Linked DNA regions of Homo sapiens: region 1 is linked to region 2. The links are chromatin loops, found by intact Hi-C in ENCODE. Cell type or tissue: chondrocyte. All regions are shown on one strand. Each heading gives the region's core, and the rest is flanking DNA. Links, peaks and the distances in the headings are about the cores only.

What was found. A loop is a pair of places that touch in the nucleus more often than their neighbours do. Peaks named below come from ENCODE experiments on the same cell type or tissue, not always from the same donor. Only the 100,000 strongest peaks of a DNase experiment are listed, where the experiment ranks them.
Region 1: it touches region 2 in a loop (2.9-fold over the local background); 6 of 110 quality-filtered maps call a loop at or near these places.

Annotation. Positions count from the first base shown.
Region 1 is chr20:47,459,547-47,468,250 of GRCh38, reverse strand. No RefSeq gene overlaps it. Among named protein-coding and RNA genes, the nearest start is that of NCOA3, 38 kb to the left of the region's middle. RefSeq lists a silencer at 3,492-3,786. In chondrocyte, for the core only: a CTCF peak has its summit at 3,839; no DNase peak of the experiment used is centred there.
Region 2 is chr20:47,192,011-47,200,714 of GRCh38, reverse strand. No RefSeq gene overlaps it. Among named protein-coding and RNA genes, the nearest start is that of MIR3616, 29 kb to the right of the region's middle. In chondrocyte, for the core only: CTCF peaks have their summits at 2,456 and 4,181 (motif pointing left); no DNase peak of the experiment used is centred there.

The DNA.
Region 1 (8,704 bases), core at 565-8,564, 270 kb before region 2:
GGCCTCTCCCCAAATGAAGGCCTTTGAAAATATATTTGAAAAATGTAGCCCCCACCAAATTTAAAAAGGCTATGAATAAAGACCGTTTGAACCTTGAAGCTCCACCTGAAGGCAGCAGTCCTTGGAAAGATTTCCTCAAGCTGGACATGGTGGCTCATACCTGTAACCCCAGCACTTTGGGAGGCCAAGGCGGGAGGATCATTTGAGCCCAGAAGTTCAAGACCAGCCTGGGCAACATGGCAAAATCCTGGCTCTACAAAAAATGCACAAAAATAGGCCAGACGCAGTGGCTCACACCTGTAATCCCAGCACTTTGGGAGGCTGAGGTGGGCAGATCACAAGGTCAGGAGTTTGAGACCAGCCTGGCCAACATAGTGAAACCCCATCTCTACTAAAAATACAAACATTAGCTGGGTGTGGTGGCACGTGCCTGTAGTCCCAGCTATTTGGGAGGCTGAGGCAGGAGAATTGCTTGAACTTGGGAGGCGGAGGTTGCAGTGAGCCGAGACCGAGCCATTGCACTCTAGCCTGGGTGACAGAGTGAGACTCCATCTCAAAAAAAAAAAAAAAACCCCACAAAAATCAATTAGCTGGGTAGCTGGGTGTGCGCCCATGGTCCCAGCTACTTGAGAGGCTGAGGCAGGAGGATCACCTGAGGCCGGGAAGTTGAGGCTGCAGTGAGCCGTGATTCCATCACTCAATGCCAGCCTGGGTGACAGTGAGACCCTGCCTCAATCAATCAATCAAAGAAAATATTCCTCCAGCACCAGTTTTCATGCAAGGGAATTTTTGTTCAGTTTGGTTCAGCCAAATAAAGTCCAGGATAGAACCTGGGTCTATCAGAGTTCCCCAAATTTCAGTGACTCATGTAACGCCTTTGAGATTTTTGCCATCGCCACAAATCACCTTTTTTTTTTTTTGAGACAGCGTCTCGCTCTGTCACCCAGGCTGGAATGCAGTGGTGCAGCTGTTACAGTAGGTAGCTAGTCAGACATGAACAGAGCAAGAGAGAGTTCCCCCACAACACACACACACCAGGAATGTCAGGTGACCAGAGGTGACCATCAGGTGATGCTCAGGCGGTTGTTAACTATCTCTCTAAAATAATGATTGGTCTCAGCCGACTCCAGGGAAAGGCAGTCTCCCAATAAGCAGAAAAAAAACAACAACCTGAAACTGGTGATCAGCAGCTTCCCAGTAAGATCTCAGGACTGGGTAAATGGGCTCAAGCATGGGAATTAAGAGGCAAAATGGCAAAGTTTAACTGATGACCGTCTAGGGACATTCAACTGGTAAGGGAAGAATGCCTCAAGTGAGCACGTACACAACTCCAATAAACACATTGCACGTGCAGACAGCCCATCCCCAGTGAAAAATCACGGGAGAAGGAACTCAAGACCCCGGAAGTATGTCAGCATATGAAACACAAATCACAGGTAAAACAGAGCGCTTGATTTCTCAAGTCGCCCGCCTGACCCTCTTCCAACATAGAAAGGCCCTGTTTCTACAAAAAATTTAAAAAATTAGTTAGACGTGGTGGTGCACACCACTAATCTCAGCTACTTGGGAAGCTGAGGTGGGAGGATCACTTGAACCCAGAGTTTGAGGCCACAGTGAGCTATGTATTCCAGCCTGGGCAACAGAGCAAAAGACCTATCTCAAAAAAAAAAAAAAAAAAAAAAAAAAGAAATGGTTTGACCAGTTAGAATTTTTCATTCCTTCTGGGTACAGTGATTGGTTCAAGAATGGGGTTGTGATCCAAGCCAAGTCTTTGAGGCTCAGTTCTTAAACTTTTGTTGCAACAGTTGCCTAAAAGATTCCTCTGGAATTGCTAACTTGGTAGGAAGTAAGTCTGTAGTTGCTGGAGCCACCACTCGGTAAGATTCTGCCTGAGAATAAAGCGGAGATGAGCAATAAAAACAGAGACCAAATAATTATGACCTTGTTGCTCAGATCCAGCCATGCCTGAAGCTGGGAAACTCTGAACTTTTGAGTTGTGCCAGCCAATACATTTCTCCCTAACATCTTTTTTCTTTTTGGTTTTTTGTTACTTGCAATTGACTGATAAATATACCACCACAAATGGCAGGATACATAGCAGACATTATTGTTGGCCTACTCAAAAACTTTTCTTCCTTTTTAAATGAGAATTCTGGTTGGGACCAGATGTCCACCCCTCTCCTGCTGGCCATGTGCTTCCAGGGAGATGGATCCCAGTCCCAACCCCAGCCTGAGGAATACATATGAACCAATCACGGTGATCCAGACCACTTGTCAGTGGTTGGTTTAGGCTTATCACGTGATGCCCTCTAGCCAATAAGACAAGAAAAAAACTCCGCTGCACGCTGGGAAAGGTTTTTCTCATTAACAGAAACGTGTTGTTATGACTTGAATGTCTGAAATTGTGGGCATTATCGTGGCATCACGAGTGAGAATATCTAACACACTAAGAGAGGCAGAGAAAGAATTTAGGTTCTGACAATATTTGAGCCCCTGAGAACTATCTATACCTATGGATCCTTGACAACTTGAAAGAGTTGCTCTCTTGGTGGCAAAGTTACTGTAGTAACTGAAGCCTCCCAAACCGACACCACCACACAGGAGAAAAGCATATGCTCAGGGCTTTCTCTTGAAAGGGAAGAAACTGCTTCCCTTCCGGAGTCCCAGATAAAACCTTGGATCTCATTGCCTCTCACTCAGTGATGTGTTCATCTGCGAACCCTAACAAGAAGACCAGGGAGGCCGGGCGTGGTGGCTCACGCCTATAGTCCCAGCACTTTGGGAGGCCAAGGCGGGCGGATCAACTGAGGTCAGGAGTTTGAGACCAGCCTGACCAACATGGTGAAAGCCTGTCTCTACTAAAAAAATACAAAAAATTAGCCTGGCGTGGTGGCATGTGCCTGTAATCCCAGCTACTCAGGAGGCTGAAGCAGGAGAATCACTTGAACCTAGGAGGCAGAGGTTGCAGTGAGCCGAGATTGTGCCACTCCAACCTGGGTGACAGAGTGGGAAGGCCAGGGTAAAGAAAAGACTTTGATTGATGTAAGCCAATCAGGACCCAACTCTGGAGCATGGGGCAAAGTAAATCTTATTCCAAAACACATGGAATTAGAGTGTGAAAGTTGGTGTTCTGTGGTTCCATTAATGGTGTCCTGGAAAGATTACAAAAGAACACTTACATTCTCTTCCAACCCAGGAAGTCATAGGACTTTGGGGGCGGGGGTGGAAGGAGAGAGAAAGAAACATGTCATTTGCTCAACATGGTACTTAGCATTATCGAAGATTAAGAAAATGTGTAGCACATGATCCCTGCTCTCAGAGAATTTACAAGTGAGATTAACTGCCCCTTAATATATCAGTTTGGGAGACCTGCCCTTCAAAGACTATATTTTTTTTGTTGAATACTCTATTAGAGTAACGCTAGCCACTGTAACAAATAACGCTCACATTTCAGAGGCTTGCATAATAGAAGTTTATCTCCTCTAGCGCTGCATTGCCAGTTGACTGACAGCTTTCCTCCATCCCTGGGGCCTCATCGTTGATGTCTGCATCCAGTGGTGGCAGGGGAAGGAGAATGGAAAAGGCGCACATGTTTCTCAACTGCTTTGTGCAGAGCTAATACACATTGCTTTTGCTCACATTCTATTTGCAGAATGAATCACAGGCTGTACCCAGATGCAAAGGGGATTGGGAAATATTGTCCCTGGCTGCTTTCCAATGACAACTCTATATCCTAAGGATAACTAGCCGTCTCCGTCACTCAAATATTGCCTGTAGTAATGGCAAATGCCCACAAGGATGCAGAAATGCCTTGATCGTGTTTAAGCAATTTAAATCATATACCAAAATTTCTCACTCTCAGCCCGATTGACATTTCCGGCCAGATAATTGTTTTGGGGTAATCCTGTGCATTGTAAGATTCAGTTTAGCAGCATCTCTGGCCTCTACCCACTAAATGCCAGTAGCACCCCCACCACCAGTTGTGACAATCAAAAACCTCTCCAGACAGTGCCAAACATCCCCTAGGACACAGAACATTTCCATCCCCCAGAAAGTTCCCTCTTGCCCCTTCCCAAAACAAGATAACCACTATCCTGACCTTTATCACCCTTAGTTTTCTCTATTCTTAGACTCCACATAAATGGAATCATACAGAATGAACTCTTTTTTTTCTTTTTTGAAACAGAGTCTCGCTCTGTCACCCAGGCTGGAGTGCAGAGGCATGATCTTGGCTCACTGCAACCTCCGCCTCCCTTGTTCAAGGGATTCTCCTGCCTCAGCCTCCCAAGTAGCTGGGATTACAGGTGTCCGCCACCACGCCTGGCTAATTTTTTTATTTTTTGTAGGAACATGGTCTCACCATGTTGGCCAGGCTGGTCTCAAACCCCTGACCTCAAATGATCCACCTGCCTCAGCTTCCCAAAGTGCTGGGATGACAGGCGTGAGCCACTGCATCCGGCATGAACTCATGTATCTGGCTTCTTTCACTCAAATAATGCTTTTCAGATTGAGTCACGCTGGATGCCCCAGTAATTCTTTCCTGGCTGTTGTTGAGTAGAATTCCATTTTGGGACCATACCATCATTTGTTTACCCTCTTGTTGTCGGGCACTTGGTTGTTTCCAGTTTGGACTATTATGAAACAAGCTTCTATGAACATTCTGGAACAAATTTTTTTTTCTTTTTTTTTGAGATGGAATCTTGCCCTGTTGCCCAGGCTGGAGTGCAATGGCAAGATCTCAGCTCACTGCAACCTCCACCTCCTGGGTTCAAGCGATTCTCTTACCTCAGCCTCCTGAGTAGCTGGGACTACAGGCGCGCACCACCACGCCCAGCTAATTTTTTTCCTCAGGTGATCCGCCCTCCTCAGCCTCCCAAAGTGCTAGGATTACAGGCATGAGCCACCACACCTGGCCTGGAACAAGTATTTTTATGGACATGGGCACACATTTCTCTTAATCCAAGAGTGGAATTACTGGGTCAGCAGTAGGTAAATGTCAAACTTTATTAGGTATTATAGTTAACCTATATTATTTTTAAGTTGTATTTATTTATTTATTTATTTTTATTTTTTATTTTTTGAGACGGAGTTTCGCTCTTGTTGCCTAGGCGGGAGTGCAATGGTGCAATCTCGGCTCACTGCAACCTCCGCCTCCTGGGTTCAAGCAATTCTCCTGACTCAGCCTCCTGAGTAGCTGGGATTACAGGCATGCGCCACCACGCCTGGCTAGCATTTATTTATTTTTTAGAGAGTCTTGCTGTGTTGCCCAGGATGGTCTCAAACTCCTGGCCTCAAGCGATCTGCCTGCCTCAGCCTCCCAAGGTGCTAGGATTATGAGCATGATCCACCACACCCAGCCTTCTCCTTGTACCCTTTCCTTCACCCTTCTTCAGAGGTAACCACTCTGAGCCTTTCTGCTCTGTCCTTCTAGAACATTCTTTCTATTTAGGCAGCTAGTTTATAGCAGTTAGGAGCTTAATGTGGCCTTGGGCACATGTATGAACTCTCTGTGTCTTCCTCATTCCTAAAAAAGGCATTTGTTTGTTTGTTTCTTTGTTTTTTGTGACAGTCTCGCTGTGTCGCCCAGGCAGTGGCATGATTTCAGCTAACTGCAAACTCCGCCTCCTGGTTCAAGTGATTCTCCCGCCTCTGCCTCCTGAGTAGCTGGGACTACAGGCAGGCGCCACCACACCTGGCTAGTTTTTGTATTTTTAGTAGAGACGGGGTTTTGCCGTGTTGTCCAGGTTGGTCTTGAACTCATGACCTCAGGTTATCCACCCACCAGCCTCCCAAAGTGCTGGGATTATAGACGTGAGCCATCGCACCTGGTCTGATTGCGTTTTTTTGCACACTTCTATCTGCTATGGTTTGACTGTCCCCTTGAAAATTCATGTTGAAACTTAATACCCAATGTGGCAGTACTGAGAGGTTCAGCCTTTAAGAAGTGATTGGGCTTGGCCCAGTGGCTCATACCTGTAATCCCAGCACTTTAGGAGGCCGAGGCGGGCAGATCACCTGAGGTCAGTTCAAGACCAGCCTGGCCAACATGGTGAAACCCTCATCTCTACTAAAAATACAAAAATTAGCCAGGTATGATGATGCATGCCTGTAATCCCAGCTACTGGGGAGGCTGAGTCAGAAGAATTGCTTGAACCAAGGAGGCCGGAGGTTGCAGTGAACCGAGATCGTGCCACTACACTCCAGCCTGGGTGACAGAGTAAGACTCTGTCTCAAAAAGAAAAAAAAAAAAAACAGAAAAACAAAAAACAGAAGTGATTGGGTCATGAAAGCTCTCATGAATGGATTCATCCATTCATGAATTAATAGATTAATGAGTTAATGGGTAAATGGATTAATGAGTTGTCATAGAGTGGGACTTGTGGCTTTAGAAGAAGAAGAAGAGAGACCTCAGGTAGCTGCTCAGGCCCCTCTTCATGGGATGCCCTGTGCTTCTTTGGGTCTCTGCAAAGAGTCCCCAACAGCAAGAAGGCACTCATCAGATGCAGCCCCTCGAGCCTGGGACTTAGCCTCCATAATTGTAAGAAATAATTCCTCATATATGTACCTACTATGTACCCACATAAATTAAAAATTAAAAAAGTAATAATTCCTTTTATTTATAAATTACCAAGTTTTATGTATTATGTTATTTCTGTTATAAGCAACAAAAAACAGACTTAAGACAATATTATTGAATTTTCCACAAAGGTCACTTCTGTATAAATTAAAGGAAGCCTGTACTTTCTTTTGTTTGGAACATTACCAAAACTTGTTCACTACTTTAGACAATCATGTCACTTCTGGCAATGCAACTCAGTAAAACTCAAGGGAGTTTTCATCACCAGTAATCACCCCTGTGTGGGTCCACGTTCAAGGCTGTCCCTTCACAGTGAATGTGCACATCTGACCTCTCCGATGCATCCTCAGTTAGATGGGGCCGAACACACTCATACCAAAATCTGTGTGTTAGGGCATCCTATGGGGGGGTTCCAGTGACAAAAGGAAGACAGGGAGAAGAGATGCTGAACAGACATTAAGAAGACTTGGCCAAGACAGGCGGTTAGCCTGAGCTCAGGAGTTTGAAATCAGCCTGGGCAACAAGGTGAAACCCCGTCTCTACTAAAAATACAAAAAAATTAGCCGGCTACTCCGGAGGCTGAGGCAGGAGAATTACTTGAACCCAGGAGGCGGAGGTTGCAGTGAGCTGAAATCGCACCACTGCACTCCAGGCTGGGTGAAAGAGTGAGACTCCGTCTCCAAAAAAGAAGAAGAGTTGGCCTTGCTGTAATTATTCCCATTTCATAGGTGGCTAAGGCAGGGCATAGAGAGATTCAAGTGGTTGAGGAGTGGAGGAGGCAGACTCAAACCCAGTTACCACTACAACTTACTTACCGCCTGTGTTAGTCAGGGTTCTCCAGGGAAATAGAACCAGTAGGATAGATAGATAGATAGATAGATAGATAGATAGATAGATAGATAATTATATTAATAGATGATAGATAATAGATTGATAGATGATAGATAGATCGCCTCTTGGCCTTTTGGCTAAAATCAAGTGTAGATTGATAGATGATAGATAAGTGATAGATAATAGATGATAAATAGATGATAGGTAGATAGGTACATAAATAGATGATAGGTAGATAGATGATAAATAGATGATAGGCAGATAGAGCAATAGATTGATTTATAATAGATAAATAATAGAAATAGATTGATAGGTGATAGATTGATAGATAATAGATTAATAGATAGATGATAGATAATAGATTGATAGATCATAGATGAGATAGGTGATAGATACCAGATGATAGATAGATAGATAGATAGATAGATAGATAGATAATAAAGAGATAAATAGATGATAGGTAATGCCCGTAATCCCACCACTTTGGGAGGCTGAGATGGGCGGATCACCTGAGGTCAGGAATTCGAAAACAGCCTGGGCAACATGGTGAAACCTCATGTCTACTAAAAATACAAAAATTAGCTGGGCGTGGTGGCACATGCCTGTAGTCCCAGCTACTTGGGAGGCTGAGGCAGGAGAATCGCTTGAACCCAGAAGGCAGAGGTTGCAGTGAGGCAAGATCACACCACTGCACTCCAGCCTGAGCAATAGAGTGAGACTCCATCTCAAAAAAAAAAATCAGCGATAGGTAGACAGATAATAGGTAGGTAGGTAGGTAGATAGATAGATAGATAGACAGATAAATAGATAGATAGTTATGAACAGGAAGAGATTTATTACAGGGATTGATTCATAGGATTATGGAGGCGGAGAAGTCCCACTATCTGCCATCTGCAAGCTGGAGGCCCGAGAAAGCTGGTGATGCGGTTCCAGTACGAATCTGAAAGCCTGAGGACCAAGGGAGCCAACAGCATCTGTCCTGGTCCAAGTCAGAAGGCCCGAGATGTCCAATGGCAGGAGAAGGTGGATGTCTCAGCTGAAACAGAGAGAGAATTCATCCTCCCTCTGCCTTTTTCTTCAATTCAGACCCTCAAGGATTGGGTGATGTCCATGCATGCTGGCGAGCAAGGTTCTTCTTTACTCAGTCTATTGTTTCAAATGCTAATCCCTTCTGGAAACACCCTCCTGGAAATGTTTTACCAGCTACCTGGGCATCCCTTAGCCAGTAGATTAACTATAACACTGTCTATGTGCCGCATAATTTTCTGGCAACTGTTCTCATAAATTGTTGAAAAA
Region 2 (8,704 bases), core at 181-8,180:
GTGAGTTCAGCTGGGGTTTGCTCCCAGGACCCAGGCAGGGGATATAAGCTAGGGAAACAGGCTGGGGTAACACTGACATAGATATGCTTTCTTTGTATAGTAAACATGTTAGAGGCCAGGCGCGGTGACTCACGCCTGTAATCCTAGCACTTTAGGAGGCCGAGGTGGATGGATCACCTGAGGTCAGAAGTTCGAGACCAGCCTGGCCAACATGGTGAAACCCCCGTCTTGTTGCACGGGAGCGAGTTAGAGAAAACACCACACTTTTGAGACGAATTAAGTCTGTTTATTTAGCCGGCGGCTAAGAGATGGCTTACGCTTAAAGTTCTTTCGGCCTTGAAGAAGGGGCTAGATTTTCTTTTATACTTTGGTTTAGAAAGGGGGGGGGTCTAGTTAAAACAATTTTACAGAAATAAAGTAGGCAAAAAAGTTAAAAGGATAAATGGTTACAGGAAAGTAAACAGTTCTAGGTGCAGAGGCTTTAAGATTATTACAAGGTGATAGACGCGGGGCTTTTTTTGGGCGTTATCAATCAGGCGAATTCCTGGGAACTGCGGATATTGCTCGCCACATTATCTTATCAGTGAATTGCATTCTTGGATGTGCTGGGAGTCAGTTTGCACAAGTTAAGTCCTTGAGGAAGGCGCTGCCAGTGAAAGAGCCAAGATGGAGTCTGTCTGGCTCTCTTAGCTAAGGGAGAGTCAATTAAGGTGGAACTAAGGCTAGGTGATTAAAGGAAAGAGGGAGAGTCTAAAAACAAGGTTAGTAAAAACAAGCTTAGGCATTACAGTCTCTACTAAAAATACAAAAATTAGCCGGGCGTGGTGGCGAGTGCCTGTAATTCCAGCTACTTGAGAGGCTGAGGCAGGAAAATTGTTTGAACCTGGGAGGCGGAGGTTGCAGTGAGCCGAGATCGCGCCACTTCACTACAGCCTGGGAGAAAGAACGAAGCTTCGTCTCAAAAAACCAAAAACCAAACAACAACAATAACAACAAAAACACGTGTTTGAATAATCTGTGCATTTTTTTAATCTTTTTTTTTTTTTTTGAGACAGGGTCTCCCTCTGTTGCCCAGGCTGGAGTGCAGTGACACAATCATAGCTCACTGCAAAGTGGCACAATCATAGCTCACTACAACCTCGACCTCCTGGGCTCAAGCCATCCTCCTGCCTCAGCCTCCCGAGTGGCTGGGACCACAAGTGCACACCACTACGCCCAGTTACTTATTTATTTTTGTAGAGATGGGGGTCTCACTATATTGCCCGGCCTGGTCTCAAACTCCTGGGCTCAAATGATTCTCCCACCTCAGTCTCCCGAAGCACTGTGATTGCAGGTGTGAGCCACCGTGTTCCACCATTGCTTTTCTTGAAATATGTAAGCCCTTTGGTTTAGTTTTTATTTTTCCACTTTTGACAGAAAAAATATTTCTCCACTATGAGAATAACAGCTGGCTGGTGTGTGGATCAATGGCAACCGATGCTTGACTTCGGGGTGTCAGGGAGAAAACACAGCATGGTGGCCGGGCGCGGTGGCTCGCGCCTGTAATCCCAGCACTTTGGGAGGCTGAGGCATGTGGATCACCTGAGGTTAGGAGTTCGAGACCAGCTTGACCAACATGGTGAAACTCCATCTCTAATAAAAATACAAAAAATCAGCCAGGTGTGGTGGTGCCTGTCTGTAATCCCAGCTACTCGGGAGGCTGAAACAGGAGAATTGCTTGAACCTAGGAGTTGGAGGTTGTAGTGAGCCAAGCTCGTGCCACCGCACTCCAGTCTTGGCAACAGAGCGAGACTCTGTCTCAAAAAAAAGAAAAAAAAATTAAAAAAACAAAAAACACAGCATGGTGAGGACTGTGGCGAACGGGTCAACCTGGAGAGCCCCCGAGTCAGCTCACAGGGGTGGCCATGGGATGGCTTTAGCTGCTCATGTGCAAATGCAGGCCAAGGGATCCACTTGAATTTTAGAGAAGTTGAAAATTTACATTTTGAGTGAAATCACCCAAGTTTTATATAATCGGGTCAAAGTATGAAAAAAATCATGTGAAGAGTAATAAAATGTATCTGTGGACCAGAGTTTGCAACCTGAGTCAGAGAGTGCAGGATCGGAGTCTCAGCTCTGCCCGCCTCCAGCTGTGAATCACAGGCAAGCCACGACACCTCCTGAGTCTCAGTTTCACCCTCTGTTAAATGGGGCTTATAAAAACAATCACTTGGATGAGCTTATGTGCCAATCCTTGTTCTAAACCAGTGGTTTCCAATCCATGGGTTGTGAAATTGATTTTGCAGATTGGAACCTGCATCACTGAAAAACAGCAGGATGGAAAAATTATAGAATGTGTCACAGTTGTTTGGTAAGCATTGCTTTGTGAAACTGAGTTATACACACATACATGATATACATACACTCCTATTTATACACACACATATGTATGTGCTGTACTGGGTCTTGATGTAATATGTAATATGCATTTCTTATTACCCCACAAGGGGGCCAGTAGACTTCAGGGGCTGAGGGAGAGGTGGGTAGGTCTCTGTGGGCCCAGATCCCCATGGAGTTGGGTAGGGGATGCAAGGGCAAAGAGGCTCCCCCGTCACCTAGAGCTGGAGTTTACCAAACACCAAATACTTGGCTGGGTGCTGTGGCTCACACCTGTAATCCCAGAACTTTGGGAGGCTGAGGCGGGAGGATCACTTGAGGCCAGGAGTTCAAGACCAGCCTGGCCAACATGGCGAAGCCCCATCTCTACTAAAAATACAAAAATTAGCCAGGTGTGGTGGCATGCGTCTGTAGTCCCAGCTACTCGGGAGGCTGAGGCACAAGAATCGCTTGAACCCGGGAGGCGGAGATTACAGTGAGACGAGATCATGTCACTGCACTCCAGCCTGGGCGACAGAGCGAGACTCTGTCTCAAAATAAAACCAAAACCCCAAACAAATACCAAATACTTAATGGTTGAATTTATTTTTTTTTCTTTTTTGAGATGGAGTCTCGCTCTGTCGCCCAGGCTGGAGTGAAGTGGCGTGATCTCGACTCACTGCAATCTCCGCCTCTTGGGTTCAGGCAATTCTCTTGCCTCAGCCTCCCGAGTAGCCGGGATTACAGGCATGCACCACCATGCCCAGCTAATTTTTTTTGTATTTTTAGTAGAGACGGGGTTTCACCATGTTGGCCAGGCTGGTCTCGAACTGATGACCTCAAGTGATCCACCTGCTTCAGCCTTTTTTTGAGATTTTTGATACATGGTCTTGCCTTTCTCTGTCACCTAGGCTGGAGGGCAGTGATGTGATTGTGACTGCAGCCTCAAACTTCTGGGGCTCAAGCGATCCTCCCGATTCAGCCTCCCAAAATGCTGGGAATTATAGGTGTAAGCCACTGCACACGGCCAAATGGTTGAATTATAAAATCAGCATTTGGCTAGAGCCGGATTATCATCACTCTCAGATGAACTTCAGGATATAAAAATAAATCCGGCTGGGCTCGGTGGCTCATGCCTGTAATCCCAGCACTTTGGGAGGCTGAGGTGGGTGAATTGCTTGAGCCCAGGAGTTTGAGACCAGCCTGGTCAACATGGCAAAATCTCCACAAAAAATACAAAAAATTCAGCCAGGTGTGGTGGTGCACGGCTGTAGTCCCAGCTACTCAGGAGGCTGAGGTAGGAGGATCACTTGAGCCTGGGAGGTCGAGGAAGCTGCGGTCGCACCACTTGACTCCAGCCTGGGCAACAAAGTGAGACCCTATCTCAAACCAACCAACCAACCAACCTACCAACCTAACATTTCTCCCAGACAATTGAAGCCATTGTTACAATTACATTATTAAACACTGGCGCGGCCCATGTCTAAAGCTGGGCAGAGTGCAGGAACAGCGTTTCCCAGCCCTGTAGGTGGCTGGGCCACTCTCGAGGCCACCACAGCGTCCATCTGCCTCCTGCATAGACATTGTGTCAACCGAGGCCACCACTATGGTCACTGTAGAAGGTCACCTTACCATGACCTCTTGGGCCTAACATATCGTCGACGGTGCTGCAGTATCATCAGAGCAATCCCTGTAGCCCGGCGCAGCCCAAAGCAGACGCCTTGAGAATCCTTTCTCGGAAGGCTTGCGTTATTGCTCTTTCCGGGTCCCACTTCAAGTGGCACCTGCGGGCGGCTGGGTCAGCTGTGGGGCCGCACTGCCCCCTGGTGGTTGCAGATGAGCACAGCTTCTCGGGCGCTGAGCTTGCATCATGGGGCTCAAAATATTAGGGAAAAATGGTCCATCGTTTTTAACGCGAATTCTCCTCTTGCCAGAATGAACCACAGGTCCGTGCCACAACATGGGTACACCTCAAAAACATTCTGAGTCAAAGAAGCCAGGCACCAAAGATTACGCTCTGAGTCCATTTATATGAAGTTCTAGATCTGGCCAAACTACCTTAGCGACAGGAACCGGAACAGTCATGGAATGCGGATATAGACTGGGCAGGGGTGCGAGGGAGCCAGCCTTTTGCCTGGAAACGTTTTCCATCTTGATCTGGGTGCTGTAATTATCCCAGCATAATCATACGTAAAAATACTTGAGATTTGAGATTTGTGCAATAGACTTTATATTAATTATAAAATAAAAAAAATTTAAAATGTATGAAGGAATCCCTTGCCCAGACGCTTCATCCTGCCCCTTCTAGCCATTCTTTCCATGGCAGCCAGGGTGATTTTGAGAATATCAATCATATCACAGCACCCTCCTGTTTAAAACCTGATTGGTTTTAAGCACCCTGCTTAAAACCTTCTGATATCTTGTCACTGGATTTAGAATACAATTTAAAATCCAAAATGAATAGGGTCCCACGACATCTGGCCGGGCCTTGCCCTTGCGCCCTATCATGCTCGCACCCTCTGACCTTGGCCTTGGCCTCCAGCCACACCGGCTTCCTTTCCTTCCTTTGTCCTGCCTGGAACCGTGTATTTCCTGCACCTCTCCCTGGAATGCTGTCCCTGGCCTTTCTTGTTGTACTGGTCTGAGTTCAAGTGTCACCTCCTTAGAGGTGACCAGCGAGTCCACAGCAAATGCTTTTCGGGGGAGTCTGCACTGCATCAGCCCAATGCTTGCTTCCGGACTCCAGGCACTGTCTGAAGTGACTCTGTACTGGGGAAGAAAGCAGCCTCCTTCTTTGAGCTAACAGTACCATGCTGTGTGCCCTAAAAGTTAAAATCTCAGCCAGCAAAAAGATCCTCAATATTTTACCTCCTGGGCAAGCACCAAGACCCCTTTATGGCCCCTGAATGTTCCCTGGAGAGATACTGCCATCTCTGTCAAGAAGTTCTTCTTGGGACCCCTTTCAACAGGTCTTCTTGAAGTTGGCTAAAGTAGGCCTCCAAGAGCCACCTTCCCCTCCCTGCGGAGGCTCATACGACCCCTCCTCTCCTGCTGACCTCAAGGCAGATCTTGGAAGGGGACACAGATTGTGGCTCAAGCCTGAATGAAGCCTGTACCTGGGGTGTGTGCTGGTTCCCTGCTCCTGGCTGGCGAAAACCTTTTTTCTTGTGGGACCCAGCTGACTGGCGGCAAAGGCTACCTCCCAGTGTCAATAGGGCCGCTTTCAGTCCGGTTCCCTGCACTTTGTGACGGTCGGGACCTCATCTGCTCATTTTCACCTCTGCATCCAGAAGTTGAAACGAGCACCTGGTAAATAACAGACCTGTGCATAACCCGGATCTATTTCCAAAACACATCGCTAAGTGAAAAAAAGCCAATGGCACATGCCACCCTTTGTGTAACAATGAAGAAGAAATAAGAAATATATTGTCATATTTCCATAAAGAAACTTTAAAAGGATACAAAAGAAATGAAGGGGCCGGGTGCGGTGGCTCACACCTGTAATCCCAGCACTTTGGGAGGCTGAGGCGGGTGGATCACCTGAGGTCAGGAGTTCGAGACTACCCTGGCCAACATAGTGAAACCCCATCTCTACTAAAAATATGAAAATTAGCTGAGCGTGGTAGCTCACACCTGTAGTCCCAGCTACTTGGGAGGCTTGAGGCATGAGAATCACTTGAACCCGGGAGGCAGAAGTTGCAGTGAGCTGAGATCATGCCACTGCACTCCAGCCTGGGCAACAGAGTGAGACTTGGTCTCAAAAGAAATTAAGGAATGCAGCTGCTTACAGGAGGCTGATGAAATCAGACATATGAGTGACAGGTGGGAGAGTGCCTTCATCACACTGAAAATTGTGAATGGGTGAGCTGTAGGAGCATGGATGAGTGGATATATTCCAGCCTCTTTGAAACTTGTTAACAGGATTTTCCCAGGGGTCCCTGGCTCTCAGACCACTGAGACCACCTTGTGTTGGACAATGGGGCCTCAGAGAAGGGTCTTTCTTGCTACATCCCACATGGCCACAGCCTTTACCCAATGCTGTGGGGCACACAGAGAAAGGGCTAGTGATGCTGTTTGGGGGAAACCAAGGCTGGAAACAAGCTCCTGAGGGCCACAGGTTATTGACAGAGAAGTCTCCAAAACTGACATCTGACCTTTACGATGCTCCTATAGGGCCAGGCAAGATGGCACATGCCTGTAATCCCGGCACTTTGGGAGGCTGAGGCGGGAAGATCACTTGAGGCCAGGGGTTTGAGACCAGCCTGGGCAACATAGTGAGACCCTGTTTCTACAAAAATAAAAAATTAAAAAAATTTAAAAAAAGGTGCTCTTATAGGTAATCCATTCATCGTTTTCAATATATGAGCTTCATCAGTACCGTGAGTCATGAAACTCTCAGATTTTTGTCCAACTAATGTGGACAATGAACGTATTTGCATTTCTCTTGTTATAGGTGAGGTTGAACTTTTTTCTTTTCTTTTTTTGAGACAGGGTCTCGCTTTGTCACCCAGGCTGGTGTGCAGTGGCATGATCACAGCTCACTGCAGCCTTGACCTCCTGGGCTCAAGTGATTCTCCCACCTCAGCCTCCCTGGTAGCTTGGGCTATAAGTGCATGCTGTCACACCTGGCTAATTTTTTAAATTATTTGTGGAGACAGGGTCTCACTATGTTGCCCAGGCTGATCTTGAACTCCCGAGCTCAAGTGATCCTTCTGCCTCCGGCTCCCAATGTGTTGGGATTATAGGTGTAAGCCACTGCACTGACATTTTTTTATATTTTATTTTTATTTTTAGAGACAGGGTCTCACTCTGTCATCCAGGCTGGAGTGCAGTGGCATAATCATAAATCACTGCAGCCTGAACTGCTGGGCTTAAGTGAGCCTCCTGCGTCAGCCTCCTGAGTAGCGTGCACTACAGGCGTGTACCACCAGGCCTGGCTAATTTTTTTATTTTTGTTTTTTGTAGAGATGGGGTCTCACTATGTTGCAGTCTGGTATGGAACGCCTGGCCTCAAGCCATCCTCCCACCTTGGCCCCCACAAAGGTCTGGGATTACAGGTGTGAGCCATCATGTCTGGCCTGAGTATTTTTTTATAAGTTTTAAAACCAAATTAGCTGGGTGTGGTGGCTCATGCCTGTAATCCCAGCTACTCCAGAAGTTAAGGTGGGGAGATCGCTTAAGCCCAGGAGTTTGAGGTTACAGTGAGCTATGACTGTGCCACTGCACTCCAGCCTGGGTAACAAGAGTGAGACCCTGTCTAAAAAACAATCAAAACCAGAAAACGCACACACACAAAAATCCCCCAAAACCAAACCAAAACAAAACCAAACACCAAAAACCACCACCAACCAAAAAACAAGAACCAGTTGCATTTTAAAAAATATAAAGTGTTGGCCAGGTGCTGTGGCTCATGCCTGTAATTCCAGCACTTTGGAAGGCTGAGGTGGGCAGATCACCTGAGGTTGGGAGTTCGAGACCAGCCTGGCTAACATGGTGAAACTCTGTCGCTACTAAAAATACAAAATTAGCTGGGCATGGTGGCATGCGCCTGTAATCCCAGCTACTCAGGAGGCTGAGGCAGGAGAATCGCTTGAACCTGGGAGGTGGACATTGTAGTGAGCCGAGATCATGCCATCGCACTCCAGCCTGGGTGACAGAGCAAGACTGTCTCAAAAAAAAAAAAAAAAAAAAAAAAAAGGCTGGGCACGGTGGCTCACATCTGTAATCCCAGCACTTTGGGAGGCTGAGGCGGGTGGATCACGAGGTCAGGAGATCAAGACCATCCTGGCTAACACGGTGAAACCCTGTCTCTACTAAAAAATACAAAAAAATTAGCCGGGCGTGGTGGCAGGCACCTGTAGTCCCAGCTACTCAGGAGGCTGAGGCAGGAGAATGGCACGAACCCGGGAGGCAGAGCTTGCAGTGAGCCGAGATCACACCACTGCACTCCAGCATGGGTGACAGAGCAAGACTCTGTCTCAAAAAAAAAAAAGAAAAAAAAGAAAAAAAAAAAACTAGTAATGCTATTTATTATGTGCTATATCAGTTGGAGCGCTTTTGGCTGCAAGTAACTCAGGAAGAAACAACTCAAAATATTTAAAGGACATTAACTCACATAATACATTTAACCTGATTATCTGTCCTAGGCAGTTATCTTTTAAAAATTAAGCAATGCTTTACTCATGAAAATCTTTGTTGGATTACGTCTTCCACAGCTTCCACTCTAAGAATGTGGATGTTGCCTACAAACGAAGCCAAAGGAGAGGAAACAGAGTCCAGGGATTCAGAGAAATAAATTGAATTTTAAAGATGGGTCTTGAGTTTTGCATTTGAAGGGGTCTGAGGTCAC